Regions from separate parts of the Homo sapiens genome. Here region 2 is linked to region 1. The links are chromatin contacts, found by Hi-C or POLR2A ChIA-PET in ENCODE. All regions are on one chromosome and are shown on one strand. The core of a region is the stretch at or near the end of the contact, and the rest is flanking DNA. Distances in the headings are between cores, read along the strand shown. Region 1 holds the start of MIR22HG (MIR22 host gene). Region 2 overlaps MYO1C (myosin IC).

Region 1 (4,968 bases), core at 1,610-4,109:
GGTAACGTCTGGAGATACTTTTGGTTGTCAAAACTGGGAGCTGGGGGTGGGTGGGTGTTGCCACTGACATCTAGGACAGAGGCCAGGGACCACGTGGATGTCCTATTGTGCACCCGGTAGCCCTCCCACAAGAAATTATTCTACTTAAAATGCCAGTGGGTGCTGAGGTGGCGAAACCCTGGACTCGAAGCCTGTGCTTTTGACCTAGGGGGTGGGGTCAGTGTTCAGAACAAAATGGAAAAGGGTCACCCCAAGGGCCGTGAGTGGGAAAGGGATGGGATTTCTATGCTCAGGATAATGGAGAATAGGGGCCACTGGTGAGGCTTCACTTCCTTCCATGCTTGGCCAGGGCCCTGCTCAATTTCTCCACGCCTTGCCAAGTCAGTCCTAGGACTTCACACTAAGCTTGTCCTGGAGTGACCCTGACTCCCAACTCAGGATCGAGGCAAAATATTTACCTGGGTCTTCCCAGCACTTCCCAGCCAAAGACGCTGGCTTCTGGGGCCAACGTGTCCCACCTGCAGTCCTTGAGCAATTAGGACCCTTGCTATGGGGGGTGGCCATGTGGGCAGGGCACCGCCAAAAGCCAAAAATGGAGCGGCCCAGGGACCAGGTGGCAGCTGAGAACAGTTAGAAGTGGAGTGAATGCGGCCGGGCGCGGTGGCTCACACGCCTATAATCCTAGCACTTTGGGAGACCGAGGCGGGTGGATCACCTGAGGTGAGGAGTTCGAGACCAGCCTGGCCCACATGGCAAAACACCATCTCTACTAAAAATACAAAAATTAGCTGGGAGTGGTAGCGCACGCCTGTAATCCCAGCTACTCAGGAGGCTGAAGGAGGAGAATCGCTTGAACCCGGGAGGTGGAGGTTGCAGTGAGCCGAGATCGCGCCACTGCACTCCAGCCTGGGCAACAGAGCGAGACTCTGTCTCAAAAACAGAAAAAAAAAAAATAAATAAGGAGGTGGAGTAAATGGGCAAAAGCAGGAGGATCCCATCAGCAGACACCTGTCCATGGAGGAATAGGGCAACTTGAGTAGGAAGTAGGGGGCGGCTGGCCTGAGAAGCAGCGTTCTGAACCCCAAGTTTGCTTCCCATAGCCATTCCTCCTCCCCAGGCTTGGTCCTCGGGTTCACTGTACCCTCCCCAGCGCCAGCCACCATTCTGGACCTCCCCAGTACTGGCCTTCCCCTAGACCAGGGAGGGTCTAGACCACAGAGTCTGAATTTACTGTGCTAACAGGAAATACCTCTCTTTCCAAGCCCAGAGCCTCTGAAGAACTAAGGAGCAGAGCGGGGTTGGGGTTGGGGGAGACAGTCTTGGAGTGATGGGGGAAAAGAAAGATCATACAATCACATCCCCCACGTTCTTTCCTTCACCACCCATGGGAGTGGATAAGGGGATGGAGGAGGGTAAGCAAGGAGGAGGATGTGGTAACAGCTGATTCGTCCCCAGAGGTCACACTTTCCAACAATCAGCTGTTACTGGGGCGCAAGGCAGGAAGTTTCCTTAAAGGCGCAATGTCCTGAACGCAGGCTCAGAATTTTGGAGCTCCAAGTGAACCTTATCAATTACCTGATGGAGTGCGTATTTAACAGAAGGAAGGATCTCACCCTCCAGCCTCATCATTCCTGCTTAGTTACCCTCAGCCCCTATTTGGAGCTGAAGGAAAAGGCATGGATTTCAGTCCACATGTTCCTCTTTGGGGGACTTGCGGGGATTGATAAGGTAGGGCAGGTCTCCGGCTTGCCCCTTTAAAAACGCCGACCAGCAGCTTTTGCCAAGTCACTGGGTTCATTTCACTTTTTGCCCATCCCCCGCTCATCTAGACTCTGATTGGCCCCTGGGGAAGGAGCAGCCTGCTCATTGGTCTCCACCTTCGAATCTCTTCCCTAAGTAGGCCTGAGTCAGTGAAGAGCTTTGGAGGGCGGGACTGAATGGGGGTTAATCAGAGGATGCGATTGCTGACCCTTTGCACTTTGGCATGGCCCATCCCCTAATTTCTGACCAGAAGCCCTCCCTCTACCCTAAGGTGAGGACTGTGCTATGAATCTTTTGTTAGAAAGCTACCTCTTGGGAGGCTCTGGGGGCTCTTCTGGGACTGGGAAGAGACATCCAAGAAAAAAAGCCTCCTGTGGTTAGGAAGAGCCCCCAGGAGGAGTGGGCTGGGCGAGGCGAGCACCCTCCCTCCTCCAAAAACCCTGGAGAGCTCTCCAACGGCAGTCTCTGCTGCCCTGGGGGCTGACGCTCTGCCCACTCCTGCTCCTTGGTCCGCTCCACCTTTCCTTAAAGAGCTATAGCGTCCCGCAGAGGCCGGCGAGTCAGTTTGGGGAATGTCTAAAAGAAGCACTCACGACTCCAACAAGGAGGGGCTGTCGCCCTTTAAGGACTTCCCCGGGCTGGATTCCGAGCTCAGTTTAAAAATGCCAACTCACAGAGCGCGCTGGGTTCTGGGAACGACGGTGTCAGGCTGAGAACTACACGGACCAGCATGCATTGCAAACGCAGACGCCGTGGCTTTCGCCTGCTCTTTAGGACTCTCGTTTGACGTAGCGCTTTTCTAAGCGGGTCGCTGACGCGGAGGGCTGGGCCACACCTGTCCGTCTATTGGCCGGCTCCTCAGTGGGTGGGCGTGGCTTCGTGCAATTCCGCCCGGCAAAAGGGTGGCCTCCTTGCCAATCAGAGCCAGGGCGCCCGGAGAGGCGGGACCAGGGCGAGGCCCCGTCGGCCCCCGGGTGGGCGGGGCCACGTTGCCCAGCAGTGGGCGGTGATTGGCCCCGGGCCGTGCATTCGCAGCTCGTGCGTCACGACGCCGCCAGCTGATCGGAGCCTGGAGCCGGTGTGTGCTGGGTGCCGAGAAGAGACAGCGCCGCCGGCCGTGGGGAGCGGACGCAGTGATTTGCTCCCCCTCGTGCAGCAACCCCCACACCCAGCACCAGGTGGGTGTGAGCTGGCGACCCGGTCACGCAGCGGGGAGCCGCGGTAACGGGATGGAGGGTGAAAGTGGGGTCCGGGCGGCCACACCCAGCCCTTCCGGGAGGAGAAGGGGCGGCGGGGGCAGGGGCGCCTCGGGGAGAGGGGCCTGGACTGGCCGGGTTAGTGTGTCAGGAGCTACGAGGAAAGAGTCTGGGACGGGAGTCGTGGCGGAAGGGCTGGCGGAGTGGCGGGGGGCGGGGGGAGAGCCGAGGGGCCGGAGGGCCGGGGGCGGCTCACCCGGCGGCCCCCGGTCTGAGGATACAGGGGCCGGCCATCTAGCCTGGGGAGGGTCTGGACCCCCCGAGCGGGCGGCGAGGAGGTGCTTTGCCTCTGCCGGCGTTCACTGGGTCAGGGCCAGTTCAGCGCCCTGGCAGGGAAGGGGTCGCTGGGCGGGCCGGCCCCTCCTCTCGTTCTCTCCAGGGGATGTTATGTAAGGGGGGAGGGGAGAGGAGTAGGGGGCGGCGGTGCCGGGGCCTTATGCAACCCAAAGGTTAGGGTTTCACCGTGGTTGGGCGGGGGGAAGAGGGCAAGAGGAGGGCCTGGAAACTCTAACCCCCGCTCCCCAGACTAACTGGCCGTCTTGGGCCGAGAGAAGGTCACCTCTGCACCTCCCCCCAGCCTGTCCGATTGTGAGGCCCCTAGCCCAGGCCTGGCCCTGACTGCCTGGGAAGCCGGCTGGCTGGGTGGGGCGCCTGGGTTAGTCATCACTGGGCTGCCTCTCTCCCCACCTCTCGGCCAACTCTTGGCCCCTCCCCATGGCCTCCGGCGAGGCTGTCACCCCCACCTCCCTCCGGCCCTGGTTCCAGCCTCCAACTCCTTTGGCCTGTCATCCTGGCTGTCAGATTGGGCTAGGAGCTGTCAGAGTGCCAGAGGGTTGATGGAGCAGCTGGTCAGAGGGTCAGTGCCCTGGGCCCACCCCGCCCTGCAGCCAAGGGCACCTGCTTGGCACAGACTCTCAGCAGCTGCTGAGTCCTCTGGGTTGAACAGAGCTATCTCAGACAGAGGAAGGTCGGACGGAGTTGGACTGGTCACCCAGGGGAAGGAAGATACACAAAGTTCATGCCTCCCAAGAGGGTTTCGGAATTTGAACCGCACCCCGTATCCCCCAATCTTTCTTACCCTCTGAGTATAGAAATTCCAAGGCAAGACCGCCTTGGCCCCTCAGCCTGGCGTGGGCCATGCCCTTGGACTGAGTGTCAGCACGGACCCGCCCTCCCCAGCTCACATCCCCCGAGCCTGCCACGCCCCCAGCCCCCTCCCTGGGCCATGCTGCAGGGCCCGGCTTTTCCTGCTGATTCATGCGTTGGAACTGTGGGGGCGGGGCTTGGAACTTGGAACAAAGTTCAGACATGGAGGGGCCGGCAGACAGCCTGGAATTCATACCAGATGTACCCGGAATGCGCAAGCGGAATGCCTGGCATCTGAGAGTCCTGGGGAAGCTGCCCAGCCACCCTGCCCATACCTCCCTCCCCTCCAGCCTGTGGTCCCCTGCCCGCCCCTCACAGCCCCGGCCACCCTGCCGATACCTCCCTCCTCTCCAGCCTGTGGTCCCCTGTCCGCCCCTCACAGCCCCGGGGGCCTCTGCTGACCTTCTTTCAAACGCTAGGCCTCCTCCCTTCCTCACTCTTCCCCAATCCAGGCCCCCAGAACTCTCCTTCCAGCTGAACTCCCTGGGAACAAGTCAGTTGGGCTGATCACTGAACTCACATTTCTGGACCTGAGGTACCACACTTCTAGTACCTGCGTGCTGGTGGGGTGTGTCCAGGGTCCCGGGCCCCACCCTGTCTGAATGCTGAGGAGGCTGGGCCCCCAGGGGCCGCTAGGGCAGGGGAGGGTGAGAGCAGGACTGGGTTTCTCTAGACTCCAGTTCTGGAAAGAAGAGCAAGGGAAGTCTGTTTACAGCCACCTCTTGCTGCTCAGCGAGGTTAACAGCTTCCGCGGGCCCAGATCAGAGCTGCAGCCCTGCATTAGAATCTCAGAGGTCTACTGGGG
Region 2 (4,968 bases), core at 1,630-4,129, 240 kb after region 1:
AAAAAAAAAACAAAAAACAAGACACTAGTAGCCTGGCTTCCTCCTTCTTCTTGTTTGAGAATGAAACTTGCTAAGATTTTTCATCTTCCTTGTTTGGAAATTGATTTTTATTGAAGGAATCCTCTGAAGTGGGGAGAGGTAGAAACAGGAACAAGCGCCTCTGTCCAGCGCGGTCTGATGCATGCTGTGCATGTCGTCGCTTCACCTGCAGCTGCTCCTTGAGGGGTTCTTGGTGTTTTCTCACTGAGACTCCAAGAGGCGAAGTCATTTCCCCAAAATTAGCTCTCATCTGGGTTGCCGAGCTGGGGTCAGTGCCAGGGCTGTTGAATGCCAAAGCCATGAGTATTTTTTGCATAATAATATATTGAAAATTTGTTTCTGGATGGGCGTGGTGGCTCACGCCTGTCATCCCGACACTGTGGGAGGCCTAGGTGGGCAGAGATCACCTGAGGTCAGGAATTCAAGACCAGCCTGGCCAACATGGTGAAACCCTATCTCTATTAAAACTACAAAAATTAGTCAGGCGTGGTAGTGGGCACCTATAATTCCAGCTACTTGGGAGCTAGGAGAATTGCTTGAACCTGGGGGGCGGAGCTTGCAGTGAGCTGAGATGGTGCCACTGCACTCCAGCCTGGATGACAGAGTGAGACTCCGTCTCAAAAAAAAAAAAAAGACTTGTTTCTAGGAGTCTCTCTGAATCTATTCGGGTTTAGGGGCTGCCTGATTCATTAAATAATAAATACTAAAAACTTGTTCCTGATTATAAAAATAATATTGCTTATTACAGCAAAGTTGGAATGTGCGCAAAAGCCACCTGTGATCCCGTCGCCCAAAGGCCATGGCTGTTAACTGTGTGAGGCATTTCCCTCCTGCCTTTTTCTATGCATTTTTTTTCGTAGTCGAGAACTTGTGTATAAGGCTCAGGGTAAATATCCTGCACATTTTCCCGTATCATCAAACAACATTTTCCTCAGAACACTTCCTGGAGCGGTTCTGACCCACAGATACTCCCCTCTCTCACCCAGCCCTTCGGGGCCCCTGGCCAGCCTCCCAGGTTTCTGCTGGAATCACAAGGCTGCCACAAACATCTCCGTGCCTTCAATCTTTGTCCGTGTCTCTGGTTAGCTGCTTGAAATAGTTCTTAAAAGCAAATGGGTGAAAGGGTATAAACACGCCTAAGACTTAAGTGCTCTCTTGGGGCAGCAGATTCCATTCTGAAAAGTAGTGCGCAGCTCACCACCCCTTCTGAGCAGAGCCCGCAGCGGCCGAAGCAACGAGAGTTTCCCTCCCTGCAGCGTACCCTGGCCGTCAGGAGGCCCAGGTCCCGGTCCTGGCACTGTGTGGCCCTGGCCAAGGCCATCTACCTCTCTGAGCCTCCATGGTCCGCTCTGATCAGGGAGGCCACTGGCCCTGCCTGGCCTGCCTCAGTGACCCAGCCCTGGGGGTGCACCTGCTCTTTTTTTTTTGGAGTGTAGTGGCACCATCTCGGCTCACTGCAACCTCTGCCTCCCAGGTTCAAGCGATTCTCCTTTGTCAGCCTCCTGAGTAGCTGGGACTACAGGCGCCCACCACCACGCCTGGCTAATTTTTGTATTTTTGGTAGAGATGGGGTTTCACCATATTGACCAAGCTGGTCTCGAAGTACTGACTTTGTGATCTACCCACCTCGGCCTCCCCAACTGCTGGGATTACAGCCGTGAGCCACTGTGCCCGGCCTGGGGTGCACCTGGGCAGCTGGTTCCTGCTCCTGAGGCCCTTTCAGCAGGCAGAGGGCTTGGCTCAGGCCGGCAGCCATCTGCAGCTTCCTCCCTGTCACCCCCAGGCACAAGCTGGCTGACCAGCGGACCAGGAAATCTCTGGGCCGAGGGGAATTCCGCCTTCTGCACTATGCGGGGGAGGTGACCTACAGCGTGACCGGTGAGGATCCTGGGGCTGTGTCCCCACAGGGGCCTGCGGGGAGGCTCTGTCTCACCTCACGTCGGTTCTCCCCTCCCAGGGTTTCTGGACAAAAACAATGACCTTCTCTTCCGGAACCTTAAGGAGGTGAGGAGGACGTGGGGAGGCCGGGGTGGGGGTGGGGATAGCCCACAGCTCTGCACCTGTGTCCAGGAGCCTGTCCTGCCTGTCCCTGTGCCCCACCCTGACCCCGGCTCTGCCCACACAGACCATGTGTAGCTCAAAGAATCCCATTATGAGCCAGTGCTTTGACCGGAGCGAGCTCAGTGACAAGAAGCGGCCAGAGACGGTGAGGAGGTGGCGGGACCGGGCGCAGGGGTGCATGCGCCTGAGTGTGCATGAGGGCCTGTGTGAGCCTGGGAGCTGGCAGCGTGCGTGTGAACGCGTGTGAGCCCGTGCACATCTGCAGGTGTCTGTAGGGGGCTGCCTTAGGTGCCTCTTTGCCTACTTTTTTTTTTTTTTTTTTTTTTTGAGACAGGGTCTCGCTCTGTTGCCCAGGCTGGAGTGCAGTGGCGCAATCTGGGCTCACTGCAACCTCCACCTCCCTGGTTCAAGCGATTCTCCTGCCTCAGTCTCCTGAGTAGCTGGGATTACAGGCGCCTGCCACCATGCCCGGCTAATTTTTTGTATTTTAAGTAGAGATGGGGTTTCACCATGTTGGCCTGGCTGGTCTCAAACTCCTGACCTCGGGTGATCCACCTGCCTCGGCCTCCCAAAGTGTTAGGATTACCGGTGTGAGCCACCACGCCTGTCCCTGTTTGCCTACTTGTGTGTGTGTGCTGTGTCTATAGTGGAGTCGTGTGTCTTCAGTGTGGGCTGTGTCTGTAGGGGAATCCTTGTGTACGTCTGTCTCTGTGGGTGCCCATATGTTGACAGCTGCCTCTGTGCGGTTGCTGTCATGTGTCTACCCACTCAGCAGACATTTATAGCAGACACTGCCAGGCACTGAGGTACCACAATGAGTGGGTGTGCCTGCAGCAACATGTGCACAGGGTGCTTTGCAAACTTAGAAGAGGGAACAGCAAACGGCCTGACGGGGCGGAAGGGGTGAGGGGTTGGGGAGGCTCCCTGGAGGAGGAAGCATTGGAGATGACTTGGGAATGTCAGATGAACCTATAGTGAGGGCCCAGTCCAGACACAGAGAGTCTAAAAAGGCCATGAGGTGAGCAGGAAAGCGATGGCATCAAGGAGAAGGACCGGGGGAAAGGCAGGCATGGCCAGGGTGCCAGATGCAGGGAGGGCTCCAGCGAGCTGAAGGCGGAGGTACGGCTGTTGGGCTTGGCAAAAAGAGGGTCAGGGGAGCCCCAGAAGAGTGAGGTCAGTGAGTCCATAGGGAGGTGGAAGCCAGACTGCCTGGCAGGGAGGGCATGCAGGCGACATGCTGCCCAGGGTGTGGCTCACTGTGCCCCTGCCCGCTGCTGCCGTCCACCCCACCCTCTCCCGAAGCACCACATCCTCCCGGCCCTAGCGTCTCCCTGCTGAGGATGCCTACACACCCTCCCGCCCAGGCCTCTCCAGCAAGCCACAGACTCGTGTATCTCATCCTCTTCCCCTAGGTGGCCCCAGGGCACCCTAGATCCCACTGGTCTATAACAAACGGGCCCTTGGTCTGCCCCTCCAGGCTTTCTCCTTCTTTGACCCAGTCCCCCAGGCCAGAAACCTGGGTGTCATCCCCTTTTTTGTTTTTGTTTTTGTTTTTGAGACGGAGTCTCGCTCTGTCACCCAGGCTGGAGTGCAGTGGCGCGATCTCGGCTCACTGCAACCTCTGCCTCCTGGGCTCACGCCATTCTCCCACTTCACACTCACGAGTAGCTGGGATTACAGGTACCCGCCATCGTGCCCGGCTAATTTTTTTATTTTTGTAGAGATGGGGTTTCACCATGTTGGCCAGGCTAGTCTTAAACTCCTGACCTCAGGTGATCCGCCCGCCTCGGCCTCCCAAAGTGCTGGGATGACAGGCGTGAGCCACCGCGCCCGGCTCCGGCCCCCTCGTTCTTTTCTCTCCTTGTCTCCCTTGTCCAGCCACTGGATCTTGCCGGAGTACTTAGCAGCTCCCCCTCAGTCCTTCCCTGTAGCCACTTCACCCGCCCCTCCTCCTTATCCTTTAAAGCTCAGCAGAGCGTCATTTCCAGAAGACGTCACCTGGTGCCCCCTAACCCTCAGACTGGATGAATTGTCCCTTTGTGGGGCTCTCAGAACCCACAGGCATACACCTGCTACTCTCGGAACACCGGGATTGTGAGTCTTTGCCAAGGAGCGTGCTCCTCCGCCAGGCCTGAGATCCTTCCAGGTCCCGCAGAGCAGCATACCCAGATACTAGCTGAATGCGTAGCATGGGACATGCTGTTTAGGAACGCAGCCCTGAAGTTCTAGAAAGAAAAAGAAGGGCCACTAAAGGGAGGTGTAGCACTGAGGTTGCTGGGAGACCTGAGCAGGAGTTTTAGGCTGGAGTGAGGCTCGTAGACTGAGGTCTCTCGCCCAGCCAGAGGGGTAAGGGGTGGAGTCTGGCCCCCTCCTCTGCTGCGAGGAAGCTGTGGTGGGAGGAGTAAGGACCAGGCAGAATCAGAGGCTGCTGCGCGCGTCACCAGCCAGGGGAGTGGGGTACTCGCTGCTGGGGTCAGCAGCTTTAGCCCAGCTCCGGCCAACCTCCCATGCCTCTTGGCTCGCCAGGTCGCCACCCAGTTCAAGATGAGCCTCCTGCAGCTGGTGGAGATCCTGCAGTCTAAGGAGCCCGCCTACGTCCGCTGCATCAAACCCAATGATGCCAAACAGCCCGGTAGGCCCCTCCCACGGGGGACTTCGGGGCCGGGCCTCCCCTGCAGGAGACAGGCCGTCAGCGCCAGCCCGCTGACCACGGCGCTCCCCCTACCCCAGGCCGCTTTGACGAGGTGCTGATCCGCCACCAGGTGAAGTACCTGGGGCTGTTGGAAAACCTGCGCGTGCGCAGAGCCGGCTTTGCCTATCGCCGCAAATACGAAGCTTTCCTGCAAAGGTGGGGGCAGGTCCTGCTCG

Evidence for each region. A loop is a pair of places that touch in the nucleus more often than their neighbours do. ChIA-PET counts read pairs that join two places held with the same protein, here RNA polymerase II (POLR2A). Pooled maps may share reads with other maps.
Region 2: a pooled map shows a loop between it and region 1 (4-fold over the local background). The contact joins the enhancer-like site here to the promoter of MIR22HG in region 1. A Hi-C loop is called at or near these places in 2 of 168 maps with a recorded cell type or tissue (PC-9 and ascending aorta), 8 of 37 single-sample maps with no recorded cell type and 18 of 50 pooled maps. POLR2A ChIA-PET finds 5 or more read pairs at or near these places in 5 of 52 experiments (A549, AG04450, MCF 10A and 2 more).

Annotation. Positions count from the first base shown.
Region 1 is chr17:1,714,101-1,719,068 of GRCh38, reverse strand. MIR22HG (MIR22 host gene) reads left to right here and starts at 2,859. Exons shown (of 3, transcript NR_028505.2): 1 at 2,859-2,939. It also overlaps a transcript of WDR81 not described here. RefSeq lists an enhancer at 2,071-2,712.
Region 2 is chr17:1,471,887-1,476,854 of GRCh38, reverse strand. MYO1C (myosin IC) reads left to right here. Exons shown (of 32, transcript NM_001080779.2): 15 at 1,823-1,917; 16 at 1,997-2,043; 17 at 2,165-2,245; 18 at 4,627-4,732; 19 at 4,831-4,948. Among named protein-coding and RNA genes, the nearest start is that of CRK, 18 kb to the right of the region's middle. RefSeq lists enhancers at 1,674-1,743, 1,894-2,023 and a silencer at 2,834-2,923. Within about 2 kb of position 2,879, at least 2 of the 41 ENCODE cell types and tissues checked have a DNase peak (open chromatin) inside an H3K27ac peak, as active enhancers do.